Regions from separate parts of the Homo sapiens genome. Here all the other regions are linked to region 2. A link is a contact called in ENCODE Hi-C or POLR2A ChIA-PET data. All regions are on one chromosome and are shown on one strand. Each heading gives the region's core, a stretch centred on a gene start or an enhancer-like site at or near the end of the contact. The rest is flanking DNA. Distances are from core to core; before and after follow the strand shown. Region 1 holds the start of GATB (glutamyl-tRNA amidotransferase subunit B). Region 2 holds the start of PLRG1 (pleiotropic regulator 1). Region 3 holds the start of MIR4453HG (MIR4453 host gene).

Region 1 (4,453 bases), core at 1,772-4,271, 2.8 Mb after region 2:
AAGAAGCTATCTATCCTAGGACATTGGGTATTCATGTTATTTCCCCCATCGTGAACTAGTGAAAGGGAATGATTACAATTAAGCACAACTTAGATTTGAGAGAAAAAGTAATCTGTGTTCAGAAATCAATGTGGTTTTATTCATAGTTTTGAGTCAAATGCAGAGGTGAGCCAGTTCATTCCAACTCTGACATTCAAAGACCCACTGAAGAGCACTAAACAAAACCAAGCATGTTATTTTGACACATCTAACTACTGCCATTTATAAGTAACGACTCGAAATTCTGCTCTGCTTTACATAGCTTTTTAAAAACCTGTTCTAAATCTATTTGTACTGTGTATCAATTATATGGATAAAATAAGAGCCGAGAGGCTCTCCCTAAGAAAAATGTTGTTTTTGCTAGAAACTCTGCCCAGCTACCTTCTGAGTTCCTTGAAAATGAAAATCTCTGTGTCTCCCAGATGACAGCCACCTTGTCGGTGCAACCAAAATAGCTCTCGCAGCTGGAGAGCTGTCTATCAGCAATAGTTCTGACAGATATCAGATTTGGCATGCAGCAGGAAGGCTAGAAATGGTCCCACAGAAGGCGGTTTGGTGGGAGTATGACCAGCTAAGGAGCAAGGCAGGGGGAGCACTCAGAAAACAGTGCTCCTGTTTTCACAAGGAAAACTACAGGCATTTCGGGAAATGACAAATAGTCTTGAGGGAGAGGACAGCCAAAGAGATGGTTATTGACAAGTCTCTATTTCCACGATTAGTTCTATAGGATTTTTGAAAGGGCAATGATTAGATAGAGACAAGATGCAGGAAACTGGCCGGTTTCCGTTCGTGAAAGGAAGCAAATACACTTACATGCGTAGGATTTTTATCTCCTCTAGTGGTGGGGTGGGGCCTTTGAGGCGATAGCCTATTACTGAATAATACCGCTTCAGAAACAAAGATGAGCTTCCCTTATAGCGCGTTTTACCCGTAAGATTAGGATTTTCATTAAATGTGTTGCTCTCCCTTACAGTGGTTTTCAAAACATTCCCAATCTTCCATTTGATGGAGTGAATCGCCTTTTAAGGATGCTGATTACCAGCGATGAGGTAACAAGTGTCCCCCTCTCTTTTTAGCTAGAGATACAAGATTCCATTCTCCTCTGTTGTCCTAACAAAAGTGAAGCCATTTTGTGCTCAGAGGCAACTCTCCTGACCCCTAGTCTGGGCCAGAAAAACCTGAGGAGCTAAATAAGTAAAAGAAAGCTAGCTTACCTAGAGTAAAGGTGGAAAACATGGAAACTCAGAGGGAAGACTCTAGTAAAGGATCTAGAGAATCATCTGAACCTTAAATAAAGGGCAATAATTAGAGAGAAATTTTGGAACAAGTCTCCACCACTCCCTTCCAGTCCCTGTCATTTTTGTCATTTTCATCCTTGGTCAAATGACTGATACTTCTGGTGTGGCAATTTAGAACAGTGATAGTGGATGAAAAAGTAGAAAAGATGGAAAAAATAAATGATGACAATTTTAAGGACAGTAACTAAAGTTTCTTTCTTCCATATGGATATGCAATTGAAGTGTATTAAAGGAAAAGATCAAAGGTTACAGCCAACTAATCAATGGATTATTGATCAATAACTGAAAATCTATCAATGTGAAGTATACAAAATATGCAGCTTTTCCCCTTGCCCTGCTCTATACTCAGAATTAGGCATCACTGATGTCTACTTGATTTCTCCTCTTGAATGTCTCCAAGGCAACCAAACTCATATGTTTTCTTTGCAAACCTGTTCCTTTTCTGGTTTCCTTATCTCGGTGGATAACTTCATCAGCCAGTTGTGCAAACCAGAAATCCAGGAGTTATTTGTTTCTCCTAGCCTTCCACCATCATATCCAATCCATCAGAGTCCTTCAATTTTACTTCCTATATCTATCTCAAACAGATCCATTTCTCTTTGGCTCTGCCACCACCCTAACTCATCATCTCTCCCCTAAACAATTACTGCTCCAAAGGGCATCCACTCCATCCTTTGTCAAATGCATTCTCCACACTGCACTACTTTATTCAACAAATATTTTTAAGGAACCTACTTTGTACTGTAGTGAATAAGACAGACGAGGAATTTGTGGAAATAGAAGATAAACATCAGGCAGTCAAAAGCACTACGAGGACAATCAAAGTCGGGTGATGAAATAGAGAGTGGCTAAATGACTATTCTAGACTGTGTTCAAACACAAGAAATCGGTGGCAGTTTTAACAAGGGGTATTAGTTTTGACACAGGAAAATGAAGGAAGTCCGCTGGGACGATGGTATCTGCTCCTAGCATATAAGGAGTGTGTTTCTGATACTGGCCAATAATAAAAAGGAGGTTAAAATGTACATGAACATTCAATCTAGGGCTGTTTGTCTCCAATTACCTCTGCTTAAACATAGCACTTACTACCTATATGGAAGTATCTTATTTTTGTTAACTTCTGTATGTCTCCCTTCTTTAGAATGTAAGCTCCATGAACATGCGGGCCATAACTGTCTTGATCTCTGCAGTAACTACAGTGCCTAAGAGAACTGAGCCTGGCATTACGGTAGGCATGCAAATAAGTATTTGTTGCATTAACGCACAAATTGCTGAGTGAAGCAGGAGAGTAGACAGAGAATATAACGGATTGGGTTTGGGGGCTGAGGAAGTCTCTGCTGAGCTGTCAAGGTCATTTACTTCCCCTTGCAAGGTTAACTGGGTTATAAAATCCCGGCCACGCTTTAGCACCAAGCATCAAGCGCTCACACTCTAACTTATACACACGCTCACAGCCACAAACCTCTCCAACTCCCCGCTAGGAGGAGTCACACCTCCCCACCCAGAAACCCTCCCACCCTCTCCTCTATTTCTCCTTCCCTCCCCTCTCCGCGGGGTTCCGGCAGGCTTCGAATCACAATGCTCGCCGGGAATAGTAGTCTTCCGGTCCGAGCCTATGGCGTTTTTAATGCATTTCCAGAACTACGCTTCCCAGGGAGCCTCGCGGCATAGTGAGGCTGAGTCACCTGACCAAGACCCTGGAGTTACAATGGCGGCGCCCATGCTGCGCTGGGGCTGCCGTGGAAGACGTTGGGCTTTCGCCCGGGTTGACGGTGGTTCTTGCCACCGAAGAGGGGCTCCGACTGGGTCCACATCCAACCAGATTAGGGGAGAGAGCTCAGTGGCTCAGCAGCCCCTCCACACGGCCCAGAAGACGAGGAAAGGGTATTCTGTTTCATACATTTCTGCCCACCTAACTGTGAGGTGGAACTGCAGGACTGGGGAAATAATGGCAATTACGGCCCAGCTTCTAGACGTTTTGGCTGACGGGAGGGCGTTGAGTTATAACCTGGAGCCCCGAAACCTAAATAAAAGCACAAACAGACTTTCTATCAACTCCGCCCCCATATATAAACCACTGTTTTCAAATAGATGTAGTTGGGGAATTCGCGAGTGTAAAATAGCAAATATTTTCTTGAAGGGTGCACAGACAGAAGAGTGGATTCGGTCATCTTACTAATAGCACTAGCAGTGGGGACGGTGACACGAGAAGCGGGATCATATTTAGCTGATTTTATTTAGCGCTAGTATGGGCTGGCAGCGTTCTAAAGGTAGAAAGGGAGCCTTTACCTACAAGCTCTTGGTAGTGGTGGGTTATTGTCATTAGTCAGAAAACACTAGCTATCTGTGCAGGCGTTTTATGTTGGAATATGTGTGACTAGACCTAGGAGGACGCAGCCAAAAGAAGAGATACTCCCCCTGGTTATATGGAGAGTTTTGCTTATTTGGCCAGATATCCCCTGAACAGCTGTTTATGCTTCATTATGTAAGAATTAAATAGTTTCTCTTTAAATACAGAAACATATGGCAAGTTTCTAATATTTTGTTTATTCTTTGAGACTAGTTGGCATTATTTTTACTTTCAGTTGGAGGAACAGAGGGAAATTGTCCAGAAAGAAGTATTCAGTTTTGTATTCTTTTCGTGAATTAGATTGTTTCCTTGTGAATGGAAAGTACATTTTTTCTCTCATGTAATGGAAATGCAAAAATACTTTGAATGGTGCTTTACTGCATGCAGAATTTCTAATGAGTTCCTACTTTAATTCCCCTCCCTTATGGGCTGTGTTTCCAAACTTTAAAAAGAAGGACTTATTCTTGCAGTACTTCAGATATAGAACTTTATATGTTGAAATGATTGAAACAAAACAAAACGATGTAAAATATGTATATATATATATATGTATATACACAAAATTACTTGGGAGAAGAGCAGGATAGGAACATACATGGATTTCATAGGGAATAAGCACATTTATAAGGACCTGGAGAGGCCTATGTACAGACCCAACAGAGTAGGACTGACCAGATAAGAGAGATTATTATAGCATTTAACAGCTTCTTAGATTTGATAGCAAATAAGCATTAAAAAAGTAACCTGAAATTAGGTCTCAGGAATT
Region 2 (3,937 bases), core at 1,314-3,813:
CAGCCCCTTCACTGTTCCTTATAGTCCCAGAAGCTTGTTTCAACTATGCTACAAGAAAGTATCTGCTAACACTACCTTAGTATTTAGGCAAATTCATAGCATTGTGCTAAACAATTAAAGACCAAAGTTTTGGAAGAAATGTCCAAGTATCATTTTTCACAGGTTTTGACCTCAGAAATTCAAATAAACAGTGATAACTCCCATGATTACTTCCTTTTGAATTAACGAACAATTTCAAATATGAAATTTAAGGGATGGACATACTGAGCCACACAACTCTAAAGAACATTGCATATAGTGTTTTTTAAAGCTTGTATATTTAACCCTCTAAGTTGAAACAGAAAAATAAATAGTAATATTTATTATTTTATAAGAATCAGAAAACACTTCCTATAAAAATATCATAAAAAGCTGATGAAAATGGCACTCAAATCTATACTCATATGACCTATCACTGTTCAAGAGCAAAGGACAATATTTGAAGGAGAATAAAAAGAGTTTCTGTATTGGTGAGTTTAAAAAATCTTGCCTAAAGAAGGAGGGCTTTCCTTAAAACTTGTATTCTTGGTTTTACACAGACATAATACTAATAATTTATATTAATAAGTTACTTGCCGTGTCTGCTTTAAGGACAGCCCTGAGGGCCCGTACAAAGAGCAGTGGTGACACCTGCTGTTCAAATAAGGCAGCTTCGGGTGTCAGCCAGGCCATGTGTGTATGACGGAGCCTTTCAGGAATCCAATTAAACTTGTGGATCCTTTCTCCAGAAAATAAAACATATTCCCATATAAATACAAAATTTTCCTACAATATACATAATTCATGAATCCCTGAACTAAATAATAGGGTCACTTGAGTTCTATATTTATCTAAAATATTGTAAACTTTCAAGGGGATGACATCATTCTATAAATTCACGACAGTGTTTTAAAAGGAGCAAATTCGAGGCAATTTACCTCAATCATTACCATGTTGTTATTGAGAAATTAAATTAATGTCTCCAGGATGATTAAATATGTAAAAAGTTAATAGATCCAACTAGACAATTAATATATTGCCATATATATTAGTCTTGCTTAGGTTTCTATGGTTTTATTGTCATTTCAAATCATGTTATTTTCTATAGTTATTATTAATAGGTGAGTATATTATTTAGTTCATCAAGTATATATTTTACAATTATGGTATTTTCTTGCAAGGAAATACCATCACCTGCCACCTTTACAGAAAAGCAATTCTTAGGCCAAACTCACAGTTAAATTCAGAGATGCTGTATCTTCAAGTAAAAACATGACCTTAAGGCAGGGCTCAGTGGCTCATGCCTGTAATCCTAGCACTTTGGGAGGCCGAGGCGGGCGGATCACCTGAGGTCAGGAGTTCAAGACCAGCCTGGCCAACATGGTGAAACGCTGTCTCTACTAAAAATACAAAAATTAGCCGGGCATGGTGGCGGGCGCCTGTAATCCCAGCTACTCCAGAGGCTGAGGCAGGAGAATAGCTTGAACCTGGGATGCTGAGGTTGCAGTGAGCCAAGATCGCGCCATGGCACTCCAGCCTGGGCGACAAGAGCGAAACTCTGTCTCAAACAAAAACCCATGACCTTAATGTTTTTAATGAATTTCCAAGTAAGGTTGATTTATATTGCTATTCTTTTGCTAGATTTTTTCCCCCTCTCAAAGTGTAAGCAGTATGCTCTCAGGACAGGATTAGTGAAACTGAAACAGGGCCAGTAAAATGTTTGTCTATTTAAGTTTGTAAATGCCTAAGTCCATCCATTTTTTTTTTTACATAGAAAAATAATTGGGTAGGGTTGATCACAAACCACAGATTTTACCAGGGTAGAAAGCAAAAATACCAATACTTGGCACAAGGATATGTATAAATAAAAATGGCTAAAGTCTCCAATTGTGTCTTCTACCAGCTTTGAAAAGCTGTACCCTGGCATTGTTGAAGCCACAATAATCAGCAGGCAACTAGGAAATGGACAAGAGCTATGCAGTTTTGAGAAATTAAAAAAAAAAATCTATTAGCAGAAAATAAATATGGGGTTTTGTTATAACTACATGTCAAAATTTTCCAAATTAAAACAGCTATTCCTCAACGTTCACTTAACAAGTGTTTACTGGACTGTTTAAGCGAAATTGTTTTCAGGTGTTAAGCCTACAAGTGTCCAAGTGCTTCTCGCCAGGATTAGAACCAGGAGACACAAAGCACGCAGGCGACCTCCAAAGAGATCAAGGTAGTGGAAATGCCTTAGATAGAGCCCACGGGAGTTTGCTCTCCAGACGCTTAGGTTCTCTGAATAAAAAGCGTTAAGCTTCCGGGGAATACAGCACGAACAACCAGGACCCCAACTAAGGCAGAAAACATAATTCTAAGATTTCTTCAGAGGGACGAGTGAAACCCTCCACCCAGGCCCTTCCAGGAGTCTCCGGCTTTCAGCCTCGAGACTCCGCCCTAGAGGCGGTCCCGAGGAGGGAGACCCGCCTCCTGATCCTAGATGGCCGAGGGAGACTAGCGCGCGTGCGCAGAGCTTGCATCACATCCGCCGCCTGGGCGCCCAATTCCGGAAGGTGCTGCACAGCTGTGGCGGCGGGTACTGCGTTAGTGATTAGAGTTTCTTCCCTGCCGGAGGTGGGATACACGGTAGCATCATGGTCGAGGTAAAGTGACACTGGGGCTCTCAAGAGTCGTTTGTCTCTGGACTGTTTTTTTTGGCAGTGCGCGTGGGGGATTGAGAGTACTTGGAGTCCAGAGAGAAAAGAGGCTACGAGGGGAGCTATTTGGCCAAGGCCGAGTGGTCTCTTCTTCGGGTTTTCGGGGAAGGGGTAGAAGCCGGATGAGAACCCGAGTCGGAGGTTCAGCCTGGGCGCGAAGCCTGAGATAATTCGTCCAGTCCTCGTTTGACTCTTGGGAGCTGGAAAGTGTCCTCGGAGGCGGGGCCTCTGTTGGTGATCGACCACTGGTACTTGCCGCCCTCGGGGCAGTGTCAGTGAGTCTGTGCCCTAAAAGATTGGTAGTCTTCTCTATCTTGCGTTCAGGTCGTCTCTTATTTCACCTCTACCCCCAGAAAAACTTGCCGTTCTTTACATCTTTCCCTGGCATGAACAGCCAACGCTGTTAGCTGGTCTTGTCCATCTTACCCCACATGTTTATTGATTCCATTCACTCTTCTCCATATCCGCTGCAGTCCACCTTAATTGAGACCAACATCATCTTTCACCTGGACTGGTGCATTAGCTCCCCGTTGGTTGGTTTCCTTGCTTCCATTTTGTTCTATAAGTTGTTCTGTTTAAAACGTAAGTTGTTCATACCTTTCTTGTTTAAAACCCTTTACTGACCCTATGTTGCTAGAACAAAATATAGGCTGTTGTAATAGTCTAAAAGACCTTACCTAATCTGGACCTTGTCTACCCTTGCAGCTACAAAGCACCATCTCATCCTCCATACACAGCTGTACTGCGCTCCTTGTATTATTTCAGTTAACTGAACTTTTTTTTACATGACATTTCCATCAGCCTGGTTCGTTCTTACCTCTGTTTTGTGCAAGGCTAACTCCCTTTCTGCTTAAATATCACCTTAGTGAAATCTTTCACAATTATACTTAGTCCTTCATTCCCTGACTCAGCGCCTTGCTTGTTGCCTTCATAGCACTTATCAAAATGTGGAATTATTTTACTTTTTATTTGTCTGTTTCCTCTTGAGCACAGGGACCATGACCACCTTTTTATCATTCTATTGTGAGATTCTAGCACAATACCTGCCAGACACACAGTAGGAGCTCAGTAAATATTTATTGAGTAAGTTAAACTCCGGCATCACTCAGTTGCTAAACCTGAGGTTCTAGCCAAAGAGGAGCTTCCTCCTCTTCTCTGAACTTGACTCCTGTAGCTTGCAACAAGTAGCTATGGTGAGTGGTATAAAGCTTTTTACATAT
Region 3 (4,543 bases), core at 1,684-4,183, 2.0 Mb after region 2:
TCCCAGGTATATGTTATACAGAAACTGACGTAGATGTGATGGAATACATATATGAAGAATGTTCACATTAGCATTTATAACAATCCTAAACTGGAAACAACCCAGATGTCCATCAGCAATAGAATGGCTAAACATATTGTCACATATTGTTATAATGGGACACTGTAATATGCAGCAATGAAAATGCACAAATTACAGCTATAGGAACAACCTGAACAACATATGAATTAAAAACAATGTTGAGCAAAAGCAGCAAGAACAACAGATTACATATTATATTGTTCCAGTTACATAAAGTTCAAAAGAAAGAGTGAGACTAAACAATATATTGTTTAGGGATGCATGCTTGCGACAAAGCGACAAAGAAAAGCAGGGAAATGATTATCACAAATGTTAGAATAATGACTACACTTAGGAGGGAGGGAAAGAGTTGTGTTCGGGAAGGTCATGGCAGGGAGGGGAACTTCTGAGTTGCTGGAAATATTCCATTTCTTGACCTGGTTGATTGGTTACATGGTGGTTTCCTTTATAATCACTTATACTATATAATTGCTTTATGTATTTAAACTATATTTCACAATAAAAATGTTAAAATTAATATAGATAGTATTTCTGGAAAGCAAAATTTTGCCAGATAATTTAGCTTACACAATCTTTGACAGTAAAAGCCACTGATATGGAATAACGAAACACTGATTAGTTTCTTGTAAGAGCTCACTTTCAAGTGTAGAGGTCAAAAACCTTATAAGAGTCTCCGTTTTTCTATATTTTAACACAGTATTTAGATCCTTATCTTAAATTGATGAACCAGGGAAGTAACTATTAGCTAAAACTTCAGATTTTTTGGAATTTTTAATTAACTAGCTGTTTTCTCCTCTGGATTAATAAGCAATACAAGGAACTAAAGAGATGCAGACCAAGTTGGAAATGTATGAACTTCCTTCTCTCCAGTCTCCAGTTCCAGCTGTTTCCTCCTGTTATCAAGCTGGGTGCTGAGGTGGGTATCTAGCCCAGTAAGCTTAGTGTGCTGTTATTAAATACTTTCTAAGTAAGTGGCTCAGGCTCTCCTGAGTGCCCTTCTGTTCCTCAGCACTGAGGTTGTAAGGTGGAGCCACTGACAATGAAAACAGAAGATCACGCTGCTGAAAAACCCTATGTGGTACACACTTAACTGGAGGTGTTCTCTGCTGGGCTGCAGAACTCTGATGTTTGCACTCTTTTCCTTCAAAGCCTACAAAGGTTAAACTCTCTGAGGTGTTTAGCTTCACAAAATCCCCTAAATCTGTGTGTTTTACTCCTTTAATTTCCACCATTCCCCTGTTGTAAGATAGGAAGAGGGGGAAAAACAAAAAATATTTATTTTGTAGCCATGTGAGACCATCACTTGTTGGTCTGATTACCTGTGAGTCTTATTTGGAAGGCTGTAGCAGGGGATTGGTCACGTAAAGACAGAAAAATCCAGGGTAATTTAAGCAGGATATTTAACCTGGCTCTTGGAACTTCAGGTCAAGGGCAGTAGGGTCAGGTGCTAGTCTGTGAGTCTCTCCTTGGTTTTGCCACATCCTCCTTTGCCCCTCTCACCACCTTTCCCGCAGCATTTTAATGAACACGAGCCCTTGGATTTACCCAGTTAAAAGTTTCCTTAGTTTACTGTTTGCAGATGGTAGTGGCAGTAGTGGGAGAAACCCAGAGCTTCCCACATTTGTCTATAATACACTTGCTCCTACCTTACCCCCTCCTCCAGGTGGAAAGACTTGTAAAATCCATTACTACTGCTTCCCAAGGAGGTAGAGTGTACTAGGGTCCAGGGACAGAATTGTGGAATCTGCTTTCATCATTGCTGCTGCTTTAATCTTTTTCTCATACTATTCACTGAAGACAGATTTCTGAGGATTCTGGTCCTTTTATCTTAAATTTGTTTTCCTAGAGAACTACACTTTAAACTTCATGAGTTTCTACTTAACTTTCCTTTCCAGGATAACATCTGTAGGAAAAGCTGCATAATAGTAATAACACTTATTTTAGAAAGAAAATAACCTTTGAGTCAGACCTGAAACAGGCCAACATTTCTTGATGACAACGTACACTGATGAACCAAGACCAGAAGCTCTCGAAAGCTCCAAACCGTAAGAAAGAACCATTCGTAAAAGTGAGGGACTATTAAATTCTTCCCCTGACAGTCAAAAATCCTTCAGCAATCTCCCAGAGGATGGCTCCCTTCCAATCCTCCCTTCCCGCCGCCCTAACAATCTGCGCGAGGATGGGTCCCTTCCCTTGCTCGGCATTTCGTCTCCTTTTCCACTAAAGACTCAGGTTGTGACTCTGTACTCAAGCCGCACCCCTGTTTCCTTTCATGGCTAGGGGGAGGGGAGGAATGTATTACAACTCATTTTTACAATGCACTGCAGTTTACAAAGCGCTTGCACTTCCACCATATCCTCTGAGCTTCACGAGTGCCACGTGAGAGAGGCATTCATTCATTCATTCATTCATCAAACATTTGCTCGGCCCGACCACACGTTATCCAACGCTGGGTCTCACCCCACGCCACGGGAAGGGTGGGGCGCTCTCTCCCTGGAGCAGGTGCAGATCAGGCTGTAGGGTAACTCCTCGATCAGTCCGGCTTTTCGAGGGTCTGTTTGGGGCCAAATGCCTCACCTTCGGGTGGTGCGCGCAGCTGCCTGAAGACGCGGCCTGGGCCTCCTCCTTCCTCCCAAAGGAGCAGTCCCCACCTGCCCCGAAGGAAACCGCTACAGACCAAGCTCTCCAGGCCGCCCTCGGGTCAGGGGTAAGATCGGGCGGCAGCTTAGGCTCGACTCGGCTCCTCCCCTTCCTCTCTTCAGTTCTGACGCGGCCGTAGAGGCGGCAGCGGCGGTGGCGGCTGCGAGTCCCGCGGCCCGAGGCGCACCCACCCGCTCGCCGATCCCCACTTCCTCTTCCCTTGGAGCGTCATCAGAGCGCGCCAGAGGCGCCCAGGGCGGGGTGGCTGGAAGGGGGAAAAAGGCCAGCGGAGGAAGCCTCAGAGCGGAAAGAAGAGGGAGGGGGAAGAGAGCGGTTGCTAGGTGACTTGCGTCATCGGCAGGCGCCGCTCTCCTCCCGCCCCTCTCTCTGGAGTGAGGCGAGAGCCCCGCACAGAGCGAGGGAGACAGCGAGCTGAGCTCCGGGCGCTGCCGCTGCCGCTGCCGCCGCCGCCGCCGCTGAGACTGAGAGCGAAGGAGCATCCGAGAGATCCAGTCCCCCTGCACTGGCCGCCGCCGAGACCTTCGCTCTCACCTGGGCCAGCGGGAGCCGCGGCCGCACTCCTTTCCCCCCCTCACCTTCCCGGCCGGCAGCGGCGGCTGCACACGCCGGAGCCGGAGCCAGAGCCGGAGCCCGAGCCTGAGCCGGAGCCGGCGGCTTGGGGGGCAGGGAGGCGGCTACCACGGGCCGGGAGTGGGTAGCTGCTCCGCGGTGAGAGAACGCTGAGGAGGCGCCAGAGCTTCTGCCTCGTCCCGTGGGGCGTGGGGCGAGACCCCCAAGGTGTAGGGAGGGGGGTCCCAGCCGCAGCGACACATGCGGGAGCCGGGAGCGGGGGCGGCGCCGAGCGGAGCCGGCCGGGTCCCTCGCCTTGCCGCCGACTCGGCCACCCGCCCGGGGCCGTAGCATCTTGCCCCGGAGTGTATGAACCGGGGCCCCAACCAAGCTCGGCAACCACCCCCCGGCCGGGGGGGCGGGGACCCCGATGTGAAGCGGCGGCTGGGGCGGCGGAGAGAACAGGACCGACGCCGCCGTCCTTTCCTCACCTTCCCCCTCCCCTCAGCCCCCTCCGGGGGTCTTCTCCCTTGGCCAGTCGCCGGCCCCCCGGCTCCTTGGCTGGACTCCGGGAGGAGTTCCTAGAGCCCCCCTCCCCCGCCCCAGTCCCGAGGGCGGCGGGGCCGGGGGGGACCCGGGGGGCCGGCCGCAGCCTCCACCCAGAGGAAACTTTACAAAAACAAAATCCGGAGTCTCCCAAACCTGACTGTCCCGGGAGAAGTGGCCCTGGACGGGCAGAAGCCGCAGCCTGAAAAGACCCAGGAAGAGGAAAAGAGGAGGTAAGCGGGGCCGCCGCCTCCCCTCCCCTGGCAGCGCGGAAGAGACCCGGGTTGCCGCCTGGTTTAGCGACACGAGCACCGCTTCTTCCTCAGTACCGCGCCGGAGCCTTCCGCAGCTGCCGCTTCAGTCCGAAGGAGGAAGGGAACCAACCCACTTTCTCGGCGCCGCGGCTCTTTTCTAAAAGTGTGAGTGGCCCCGGGAGAGGGAATTGAGGGGGAGAAAGTGGGAGGATGCCGGCGCTTCCTCCTGGAGTTTTGCTGATGTTCTCCAGTAGTGTTGGGAGTCTATCAATGAGGGAGTCTAGCTTTATTCACGGAGGGGGGAAGGTGTTAGGGAGGCCTGTATTTTGTAACTTTTTAGCTCTTTGTACGAGTAATGCAAGTATGCAGGTTTCTGTCGGAGGAGTCTTTTCTCCAAAGTGAATACTCGCACCTTTCTGGCCAGCAGTTGGCAAAGGGAAATTGAGGAAGCC

The links. A loop is a pair of places that touch in the nucleus more often than their neighbours do. ChIA-PET counts read pairs that join two places held with the same protein, here RNA polymerase II (POLR2A). Pooled maps may share reads with other maps.
Region 1: a loop to region 2 is called in a map of CD8-positive, alpha-beta T cell, with 9 times the contacts of the local background. The contact joins the promoter of GATB here to the promoter of PLRG1 in region 2. A Hi-C loop is called at or near these places in 1 of 168 maps with a recorded cell type or tissue (CD8-positive, alpha-beta T cell), 1 of 37 single-sample maps with no recorded cell type and 10 of 50 pooled maps.
Region 3: a loop to region 2 is called in a map of naive thymus-derived CD4-positive, alpha-beta T cell, with 18 times the contacts of the local background. The contact joins the promoter of MIR4453HG here to the promoter of PLRG1 in region 2. A Hi-C loop is called at or near these places in 1 of 168 maps with a recorded cell type or tissue (naive thymus-derived CD4-positive, alpha-beta T cell) and 11 of 50 pooled maps. POLR2A ChIA-PET finds 5 or more read pairs at or near these places in 2 of 52 experiments (GM12878 and activated T-cell).

Annotation. Positions count from the first base shown.
Region 1 is chr4:151,759,575-151,764,027 of GRCh38, reverse strand. It overlaps GATB (glutamyl-tRNA amidotransferase subunit B), which reads left to right and starts at 3,021. Exons shown (of 13, transcript NM_004564.3): 1 at 3,021-3,221. The coding sequence starts at 3,046. RefSeq lists an enhancer at 3,026-3,305.
Region 2 is chr4:154,549,026-154,552,962 of GRCh38, reverse strand. It overlaps PLRG1 (pleiotropic regulator 1), which reads left to right and starts at 2,563. Exons shown (of 15, transcript NM_002669.4): 1 at 2,563-2,663. The coding sequence starts at 2,655. RefSeq lists enhancers at 552-846, 2,230-2,389, 2,410-2,459.
Region 3 is chr4:152,534,654-152,539,196 of GRCh38, reverse strand. It overlaps MIR4453HG (MIR4453 host gene), which reads right to left and starts at 2,933. Exons shown (of 1, transcript NR_033797.2): 1 at 1-2,933. FBXW7 (F-box and WD repeat domain containing 7) reads left to right here and starts at 3,105. Exons shown (of 14, transcript NM_001349798.2): 1 at 3,105-4,070; 2 at 4,164-4,256. It overlaps MIR4453 (microRNA 4453), which reads right to left and starts at 2,769; the gene lies at 2,681-2,769. RefSeq lists enhancers at 2,810-3,169, 2,875-3,410 and a silencer at 3,280-4,069.